Regions from separate parts of the Homo sapiens genome. Here region 2 is linked to region 1. The links are chromatin contacts, found by Hi-C or POLR2A ChIA-PET in ENCODE. All regions are on one chromosome and are shown on one strand. The core of a region is the stretch at or near the end of the contact, and the rest is flanking DNA. Distances in the headings are between cores, read along the strand shown. Region 1 has its middle 26 kb from the start of IFNAR2. Region 2 overlaps IFNGR2 (interferon gamma receptor 2).

Evidence for each region. Hi-C counts contacts between places; a loop is a spot of excess contacts on that map. ChIA-PET counts read pairs that join two places held with the same protein, here RNA polymerase II (POLR2A). Pooled maps may share reads with other maps.
Region 2: a map of PC-3 shows a loop between it and region 1 (4-fold over the local background). The contact joins two enhancer-like sites. A Hi-C loop is called at or near these places in 6 of 168 maps with a recorded cell type or tissue (MCF 10A, PC-3, posterior cingulate gyrus and 3 more), 16 of 37 single-sample maps with no recorded cell type and 8 of 50 pooled maps. POLR2A ChIA-PET finds 5 or more read pairs at or near these places in 13 of 52 experiments (AG04450, B cell, BJ and 10 more).

Annotation. Positions count from the first base shown.
Region 1 is chr21:33,200,844-33,206,380 of GRCh38, forward strand. No RefSeq gene overlaps it. Among named protein-coding and RNA genes, the nearest start is that of IFNAR2, 26 kb to the right of the region's middle. RefSeq lists a silencer at 4,796-4,855. Within about 2 kb of position 3,113, at least 15 of the 41 ENCODE cell types and tissues checked have a DNase peak (open chromatin) inside an H3K27ac peak, as active enhancers do; they include PC-3, where a contact is called at or near this core.
Region 2 is chr21:33,427,283-33,432,085 of GRCh38, forward strand. All of the region lies in intron 4 of IFNGR2 (interferon gamma receptor 2), which reads left to right. Among named protein-coding and RNA genes, the nearest start is that of IFNGR2, 26 kb to the left of the region's middle. Within about 2 kb of position 1,554, at least 10 of the 41 ENCODE cell types and tissues checked have a DNase peak (open chromatin) inside an H3K27ac peak, as active enhancers do; they include PC-3, where a contact is called at or near this core.

The DNA of each region.
Region 1 (5,537 bases), core at 1,863-4,362:
TGCTGATTGGCTAGCCTGGATTTGCACAGAGAACAACTCACTGGACCAGATGTGCTTCATCAACCCCACGGTTAGACAATAGCATTCTGACTACAGTGGCGCATCCTCAGCCTCCCCAGGCAAACAGATTCTTGTCCCATACATCCCTTACTTACAGCCTTGGAGCTGGGATGATGGCGGTTACCCTTATCATGCTAACTGGCTTATAGACCCACTACAGACCTCACCCTGCTGTCTCAAAATGTAATCTACCCATATCTGAAGGGTTGTCTTAAGGATGCATGAATGTATCTAAATAATTATCAATGATGCTTGTTTGCAATAAAGTGATTATCTTGCTCTACAATCACTTTATTGCAAACAAACATCATTAGAAAAATATTGTTATAACCTTCTTTACAAAATCATGTATAAGAGATTTCATGCAAAATAGACCATGACCACTGCCATTATAGTAGATGGGACCCAGAAAGAACAGCCCTTTGCTTAAAGTAGGATTCTATGTGCACTCACTTTACCATAAGATTACTGTGACTTGCTGAGTGTACCAGGATGTTAGAGGTGTAATTTAATTTCTCAAAGAGATTGAAAGCCAGTGCCTGGGTTCAAAAGGCGAGGAGGCTTGCTCCTTTCTTTTCTTTTCCTTTTTTTTTTATTATTTTCTTTTCTTTTTTGAATAGGGTCTCGCTCTGTCACCCAGGCTGGAGTATAGTGGCACGATCATGGCTCACTGCAGCCTCAACCTCCCGGGCTCAAATGATCCTTCCACCTCAGCCTCCCGAGTAGCTGGGACTACAGGTGCACACCACCATGCCAGGCTAATTTTTAAATTTTTTTGTAGAGACCCCCAGGGGTCTCCCTATGTTGCCCAGGCTGGCCTCAAACTCTTGGGCTCAAGCCATCCTCCCGCCTCAGCCTCCCTAAGTGCTGGGATTACAGGCGTGAGCCACAACTCCTGGCCAATGCAAAGCTTTCCACACCCCTCTGGGTTGGGGGATAGGGGCAGGTCTAATGAAACAGCAGGTAGTTCTGAATTAACACTGAATCTCTCAGCCATTGATTCGAGACTGCAGAAGTCAGCAGGGGCCTTTCCCTTTGGAGATGGAAGTGCCATTGGCTCAGCCCCTTTAATATACGACCCAAGATGTCAACTCATGGACCCTGCATCCTGTCTTTGGATCTCCCCATTTACACTATTGTAACCTCAGGACTTCTTCAAGTCTGCCAGAGGAATCCACTCACACAAAAGAAGCACTGTGGGCTCCTTGGAAAGTATGGTAGAGAGGCAGGGTGGGGTGTGGCTCAGTAATTACGGCACATACTCCACAGCAAATGACCTCACAATAGTGCTTTGGCATTTCTGTTCCCCACACCCCTTTCCCGATGCCCTCCCTCAGGGGGCAGAAGTTTGTGCTCTCTCTGTCTCTCTCCCTCTCTCCTTTGCCACCCAGTGCCCACCCTCACTGCAGCCCTCTCCTAACCCCTCAATCCCACACCCCACGCTGCCTCTAACCCACTCAGTGCCATGGTGGGCATCTATCTGTAGGGAACTCCAGCTCCCTCCAGCCCCTATGCCACCTGTCATTTCCAATCCTTTCTAGCAGCTCCCCTGAACCCTCTCTTTAATAAGATCTACCCTTTTTAAAAATCATATTTTAATTGTAATTTTAAGTTTCAAAATGTCCATTCTCTTAACAATCTTAACCAATTCTCATTGAATGCCTTCTGCATTGTGGTCACAAAAGGGGCTCTGGAACCAGACGTTGGGGTTAGAATCCTGGATTCGCCACTTACTGTGTGACTTTGGGCAAGTTATTTAACCTCTCTGGGCCTCTATTTTCTTGTCCACAATATAGGGAAGGTGATAATAGTAGCTGACTCTTAGGGTTGGTGTGAGAGAATGAGTCACTGAATTCGTGGCTGGAAGGCACGAACAGCGGTGCCCAGCATGGAGCGAGTTCAGTAATGTTAGATGCCACCGTGTGGAGGCACCAGAGGGACCCAATAAACACACACAGAGGGACAAGCAAACCCGCAGTACCGGGTCGCAATGTCACGATGGTGGAAATGCAGGGTACTGTGGGCTTTATTGGAGGGTCACCTAACCCACACTGGGGTGTGAGATCGCATCACCAACCCCAACAGACTCGGGGCTGTGTTGGGGTGGGGGGTGCCGAAGTTCTAGCCTCGGGGTCAAGCCACTTCTGATCACAATCCAATTCACCCACATCACACACACCATGGCACACACATCATACACACACATACACACCATGCAAACATCACATACACACATAACACACAAATACCACATCCACCACCCACACAGCACACACACATACCACATACCCCACAGCCCCCCGACAATAACACCATATGCACACCACACACATACACACACACACACACACACACACACAAAACAGGTCACTACTTCCCTCCTATGTACTATGTGCCCTGCTATTTTCTATTCTGTTCCATTTCATGCCATTTCTTCTTAGTAGGACTCACTGAATTGATTTCAGGACCCACTAATAGGCCTGAGCAGGGGTTCAGAAAACACTGACTTGGAGGGAGGCAAAGGAAACCCTTAAACGTCTGTGAAATGGAGCTTTGACCTGTGGTCTGCCCTTGACCTCTAAGTGGGGTAAGCCTCACACTAGGGGTGCCCTGTCCTGAGACATAGCCATAGCAGTAGGCCACCTTACTATTGGGCTGCCCTGGCCAAGAATGGGAGAAGCAGAGCCTCGTCACCAGCTGGGACAAGGGCAGCCCGAGGAGAGACCCTTTCACAGTGTCGGCACAGCTCCGTTTGACCTAAGAAGTAACCTCACTGGTTTTTGTTTCTAATCACCCCTTCATTTCACAATGGCCTGCAGGTTTCTTTTGCCGCCTTCTAAAATCAATGTTTTCCAAAGTACAGCTGAGTCATGACACATCAAATTAGTGAGTCTCAGACAACATTTTTTAAAAAAGAAAAAGAAAGGCATGGGATAGGATAGGATAGGATAAAGTAGAGCATGTGGCACAAGGATAAGTGCTGATGTGGGTGTGGGTGTGTGTGTGTGTGTGTGTGTGTCTGTGTGTTGGGCTTCAACTTTCTTCAACTGTCAACCCTGCTATTAATAGGTGAAGCTATAAACACAGGGCAAAATCCATCATATCTGGTGATTCATACACAGAAGTACAGAGTGGAGCAACTTGAGACATTACAGGCTGAAAAATACACACTTGAAGTCCACAGCCCATGACTGAATCTGCTAGATGATGACTCGGTGGTTGCTGAGGAATTTAATCATCTGGACCATGTCCTTCCCTAGTTAATTTTCAACCCAGATGATCATATCTCCTGTTCCGGGCAGACACATTTCTGGCGCTAAGACCAGGGCCCCTATTCAGCCTTAGTGGATAATTCAACCTCCTGAGAGGCACTGCAGAAGCACCTGGGCCAAGATTGCTTTCCTCTTCTACGCCTATCCCAGGAATGTGGCCACTGCTCAAAATGTGGGAATTCCCTTCCAGAATTCCCCTTGAAGCTGCTGCACGCTTCTTAGACCACGTCTGAGCAATGCCTGCATCACTAGAATATTTGGCCTCAGTTGGGTTTGTTTCTTTAAAAAAAAAAAAAAAAAAAAAAAAAAAAAAAAAAAGGTTTTTTCCTCAACTAAGACTTAAGACAAGGGGGTCTTAATTTGATTATTTTTTTCTGTTTTATATGATTTCTATGAAAACTACAACAAAATAAAGTTAATTCTATTTAAGTGACTTTTTAATGAATTGCCTTTGTTAGAAAAAAAATTAAGTGTTTTTGTCTCACTCTGTCACCCAGGCTGGAGCACAGTGGTGTGATCATGGCTTACTGCAGCCATGACCTCCCGGGCTCAGGTGATCCTCCCACCTCAGCTTCCCAAATAGATGGGACTACAGTTGTGTGCCACAACGCCTGGCTAATTTTTGTATTTTTTTGTAGAGACAGGGTCTCACCAGGTTGCCCAGGCTGATCTTGAACTCCTTGGCTCAAGCGATCCACCCACCTCAGCCTCCCTGAGTGCTGGGATTACAGGCATGAGCCAGCGCACCCAGCCAGAATTACATTTTTTTAAATGGTACTGTCCTAGAAAATCCAGGATGTGCAGTGATCACGTATGAATGCATGGACCTGCACACACAGGAGTGAACAAAAGACCCACCCCTGCCAGGTCACCACTCATATCTCACCCCAGCCCACGCTAGCTCACACTCCTCCCCACACACCACTGACCTCATCATTGCTAGGTACCCACTTGACTTCTCAACAGGTTCAAGACAATTGGCCTTCCTCGTCTCTTCTAGAAACACCCTCTTTTCTGGGCTTTGTGTAACACCTGGTCTTTCTCCCCTCTCTGGCCACTTCTCAGCTTTTCTTTTTCTTTCTTTCTTTTTTTTTTTTTTTTTTTTGCCACTTCCTCTTCCTCTACATCAAGCTTGTCCAACCCACAGCCCAGGACAGCTTTGAATGCAGCCTAACACAAATTCGTAAGCTTTCTTAAAACATTATGAGATGTGTGTGTGTGTGTGTGTGTGTGTGTGTGTGTGTGTGTGTGTGTGTGTTTAGCTCATCAGCTATCGTTATTGTTAGTGTATTTTATGTGTGGCCCAAGACATTTCTTCTTCCAGTGTGGCCCAGGGAAGCCAAAAGATTGGACACCCCTGCTCTACAACATCTCAATATAGGCCTTTTTCATGTTTCATTCTAGATTCTCTCTCTAGACTACAAGTTCTTAAGGGGAAGTGGCATTGGGAAATGTGTGAAGGTGGCTTTGGTTGTCACAACAGCAGCGTGGATGCTGTGTTACTAGTGTTCAGTGGATGGCGGCAGAGGGACCAAACAGAAGGCAGTATCACCAAAGAACTGTCCATCCTCGCATGCCAATACCCACACTCCATAGAGAAACACTGCAATGGCATCCACTCCCACAGATTCGGTTACCATTTGCCAGCCAAGGCCTGCCCAGCCAGACCTCTCGTCTGAGCACTGGTATTCCCCTTAGACATCTAACAGGCACATCAGAGTCAACGTGTCCAAAGCCAACTCATCATCTTCTCTGTAAATCTGCTTCTTCTCCAAGATGTCCTTCCTCTATGCTCACCATCACCATGAAGCCAGGTATTTAAGCAAAGGGAGTCATCTATATAAAGCCAATCCTCCGTATTCATGGGGGATTGTTTCCAGGCCCCCAGGGATACCAAAATCCACAGATGCCCAAGCCCCTTGTATTAGGTTGGTGCAAAAATATTGCAGTTTTTGCCTTTTTCGTCTTTATGGCAAAAACCGCAATGACTTTTGCACCAACCCAATACAAAATGGCATAGTATTTGCATATAACTTATGCACACCTCCAGTATACTTTTTTTTTTTTTTTGAGATGGAGTCTTGCTCTGTTGCCAGGCTGGAGTGCAGTGGCACAATCTCGGCTCACTGCAGTCTCCACCTCCCGGGTTCAAGTGATTCTCCTGTCTCAGCCTCCCAAGTAGCTGGGATTACAGGCGTGCATCAC
Region 2 (4,803 bases), core at 304-2,803, 220 kb after region 1:
TGTGGGGTTGAGACTTTGCCGGTGCCCTGCTTACGATGCCTTTGCCACGCTCTGTAGTTTGGAGGAGGTTTTAGTGGGCCTGGTTCTCCATGAGGAATCCACAACTACAGCCTGCAAGGCTTAACTGTATAAATGTTTGAACAGTTTGTGAAAAGGGCACATGCGAAATCGGGGGGAAACAGAGGGAGAAAGAGCTTTCCAGAGAGCAGTACCAGCAGGTATGAGAAGGCGTGGCATACGTGGAGAACTGCAGGTGCTTAGATTGGTCAGAAATGCAATCCACAAGGGGCTGTGGCAGGTGCTCACGTTGACAGAGGTGCATGACATCAGAGCGGCCTGGTCAGCCTCGGGGAGTATAGGAAAAAGCATCATGGTCTTGAAGCATCTCCAGTGCCTAAATTATCCTAGCTGCATTTAAGGAGGTTCTGTTATCTATGGGAACTTCATGATTTCCTAAATTCAACATTATGATGGTTTTTGATAATAAGAGCTTACATTTATTGAGAGCTTCCTTTGTGTTTGGCTCTGGGCCAGAATTTTAGATACTTCATCTCATTTCATCTTTTTTTTTTTTTTTTTTTTGAGCTGGAGTTTCGCTCTTGATGCCCAGCTAGTTTTTGTATTTTTAGTAGAGACAGGGTTTTTACCACGTTGGTCAGGCTGGTCTCAGACTCCTGACCTCAGGTGATCTGCCCACCTTGGCCACCCAAAGTGCTGGGATTACAGGCATGAGCCACCGTGCCCGGCCCATTTCATCTTTATACTAATCCGTTTGCAGAGAGAGAATCCAAGTCGTTAAGTGGCTTGCCTCAGGTCAGCAGCGAATCACTGGCAGAGCAGAGCAGAGCAGAGATGCCTAGCTTCAGAGCCCTGCTCTTGACCACCATCTTTTTCTGCCACACGCTTTGTATCTGCACTTCTCCTTCATTTTTTTTTTTTTTTTAATTATTGTTCTTTTTTTGAGACAGTCTCACTGTCGCCCAGGCTAGAGTACTGTGGTACCATCTTGGCTCACTGCAACCTCTACCTCCCCGGCTCAAGCAGTCCACCCACTTCAGCCACCCGAGTAGCTGGAACTACAGGCCTGTGCCAACCACACCTGGCTAATATTTTTAAATTTTTTTTTATAGAGATGGGGTTTTGCCATGTTGCCCAGGCTGGTCTCGAACTCCTGGTCTCAAGCGATCTGCCCACCTCAGTCTCCAAAAGTGCTGAGGTTACAGGCATGAGCCCGTTCCCAGCCTCCTCTTCATTTCATTATGGGGAATATGAAACTGGGAAGAGTGAGACTCACTGAAAAACAGACTTAGCATCTAGGAAATAGGGAAAAATCATTTCTCCATATCAGAGCTCAAGATCTGGGTCGATTAGAATAGAGGGAGCCTGGCAGAATCCAGAAGAGAGACTCTGCCTCTTCCAAGTCTGTCCTCTCCAACTGGATACGGTGCCGGAAATGCAAGAGATAGGATGGGCCCTCTGGCCACGCTTTTCTCCACCCTTTGGTTGCTTTCTTCACTCGAGGGCACCGTGTTGCCATGCTCCCTCCCCAAGGGCCCGCCCATACTTTTGTTTTTTTAGGATGGAGTCCATCCACTTCTCTGCACTGAGTCAGCCCCCAGAGGGCGAGTTGCCACTTGTATCCTAGAGCTGGGCAGGGCTGCCCAGCACTGGAGAACTCAGCTCCAGGACCCTGGGGCCAGCCTTGTTGAGCAGCAAGCTCTAATGAAGAGCACACAGAACAGGCTTCCACTGCCTGGGACCCGCTTAGCACCATGTCACTTAGCCTCTCTGGGCTGCAGCTTCCTCGTGTATAAAATGAAACAACTGAGCTATAAGCTGGAGCCTGTGAAGAGGAGCAGCCGTGAGGGCCCCCAAGTCCCTTTCCTCCATTTGACCAGAGCATCTGTACTTGGCTTCCATGATCAAAAGGTTCAAGGATGAAAATGACTCTGAAAGCCACCAATGTGATCTTTGTTCCAGCTGTGAGTCTGTGTGTTAGGGTCCCCAAGACCCACCCTAGATCGCTCAAAGGACTCCCAGGACTCAGCACAGAGTCACACTCTGATTTCGTTTTGAGACAGAATTTCACTCTGTCTCCCAGGGTAGAGTGCAGTGCCACAATCTCGGCTCACGGGTTCAAGAGATTTTCCTGTCTCAGCCTCCACATCTGTGCCTGGCCCATACTCTGATTTTTTATAGCAAAAGGATGCAAAGCAAAATCGGCAAAGGGAAGAGGCACATGGAGGAAAGTCCGCAGGTGTCCAGGGGTAGGCTTCCAGGAGCCCTTCCTGAGCTGAGTCACGCAGGATACACTTCATTGCTCCACCAGCAAGCTGTGACTGCACATGTGAACTGTTGTCTGCCAGGGAGGCTTATGAGAGACCCAGCGCCCAGGGCTTTTTCTGGGGGCTGGCCACATACGCACCCTCTGTGTAGCGTATGCCAAAATTCCGACTCCCAGAAGGAAAACAGATGTTCCTCATAAAGAAAACACATTGTGCAAACAGTGTAGGGACGGTAAGCCACCTTACCAGTTTGGGAATGGGAGGGATAAACTTGAAATCCAAATTCCCAGGCTGGGCGCGGTGGCTTACGCCTGTAATCCCAGCACTTTGGGAGGCCGAGGCAGGCAGATCACTTGAGGTCAGGGGTTCGAGACAGGCCTGGCTAGCATGGTGAAAACCCATCTCTACTAAAAATACAAAAATTAGCCAGGCGTGGTGGTGGGCACCTGTGATCCCAGTTACTCAGGAGGCTGAGGCAGGAGAATTGCTTGAACCTGGGAGGCAGAGGTTGCAGTGAGTCGAGATCACACTACTGCACTCCAGCCTGGGCAACGGAGCAAGACTCCGTCTCAAAAAACAAACAAACAAAAAACGCACACAAATTCCCAGATGTCAGCTAAGGGTTGACCTGGAAATCAGGCCCTTCAAAGGGCATTAGTGTTAGGCCTGTTACGTTAGCTCTTCTGCAGTCTGTGACTCTAAATTTTAGGAATTCCAATTGAATGCTGAAATAAACCCAAAGGGAATTTTTGTCCTTAAAATCGTGTCTTCCTCTGCCCTGGCAGTCCAACACCATTAAACAGAAGAAAAGAAAATGTAAAACCATCAAGTAATACTATTATTCATAGATCATACAATTACTTTTATATTTTTATTTTTTAATTTTAATTTTTCAGAGACAATTTCACTCTGTCACCCAGGCTGGAGTGCAGTGGTGCAGTCATAGCTCACTGTAGCCTCCAATTCACAGGCTCAAGCCATCCTCCCACTTTGGCCTTCCGAGTAGCTGGGACTTATAGGCATGCACCACCATGACCAGCTTATTTTTTTATTATTATTTTCTGTAGAGACGGAGGGAGGGGGTCTCACTATGTTACCCAAGCTCAAACTCCTGGACTCAAGTGATCCTCCCACCTCAGCCTCCCAAAGTGCTGGAATTACAGGCATGAGCCACCATGCCTGGCCTATTTTTGTATTTTAAAAAATAACAACATGTTCTGTATTTGAATAATCTGCCTTTTTTCAGTTAACAATTTAGCAGCCTTGTCTTCCCATGTTTTCAAGCATATGTTATACCACCATTTCATGTGGCTGTAGTGGATTATATTGTATCTCAAAATTAGAAAACAGTTCTTTGCAAGAAACCCTATACTGCCATAATAGGGTATCGCTGTTTTCCACTTTGGTATGGGACAATGACAGCCTTGCCAGGACAACAGGAGCCATTGCCTGGAAGACCAGGTGGGGAGGCAGCAAGGCCTGCTCAAGGCAGCAGAGGGATGCGCAGAGGAGACACAGAACCTTCCTAGAGTCTAGGGTCCAGTTGTCTCCTGATGACATAAATCCTTAAGGTCATTTTAGCTGAAACTATAGGAGGCTCAAGCACATTTCGGTCAAACTAGAAGCAGGTTGGGAATGAAAGGAACATTATTTCCCAGAATAATTTTTTCTCTGTTGACTAACTTGAGGTATCTAGATTAACCGTGAGATACAAAATGTTGGCCAGGCGCGGTGGCTCACGCCTATAATCCCAGCACTTTGGGAGGCCGAGGCAGGTGGATCACCTGAGATCAGGAGCTCGAGACCAGCCTGGGCAACATGGTGAAACCCTGTTTCTACTAAAAATACAAAAATGAGCCAGACATGATGGTGGGTGTCTATAATCCCAACTACTCAGGAGTTGGAGGCAGGAGAATTGCTTGAACCTGGGAGGCGGAGGTTGCAGTGAGCCGAGGTCGCACCATTGCGGTCCAGCCTGGTGACAGAGCGAAACTCCATCTCAAAAAAAAAAAGAAATACAAAATGTTTGTTTTGAGATGGAGTCTTGCTCTTCATCCAGGCTGGCGCAATCTCAGCTCACTGCACCCTCTGCCTCCTGGTCCAAGTGATTCTCCTCCCTCAGCCTCCCATGTAGCTGGGATTACAGGTGTGTGCCACCACATCCAGCTAATTTTTGTACTTTTAGTAGAGACTGGGTTTTGCAATGTTGGCCAGGCTGGTCTCTTAACTCCTGACCTCAGGTGATCCACCCACCCTGGCCTCCCAAAGTGGTGGGATTATAGGCGTGAGCCACCCCATCCAGCCCAAAATGTTAAAGGAGAAAAAGATTATCCTAGAAATTGGGATTTACTGAAGTCTAGTTACTACAATGGGCACTCTGAGACCTCACAGCCAGAAACACAGTTCTAAAGCTATCAGCCTCTTTGGCCACACAACACACCAATTTTCACACATAAAATGTGTCCACTGCCAGCCAGTGACCCACTAAAAATGGCATCTTGTTCTTCTTTGGTTGTCG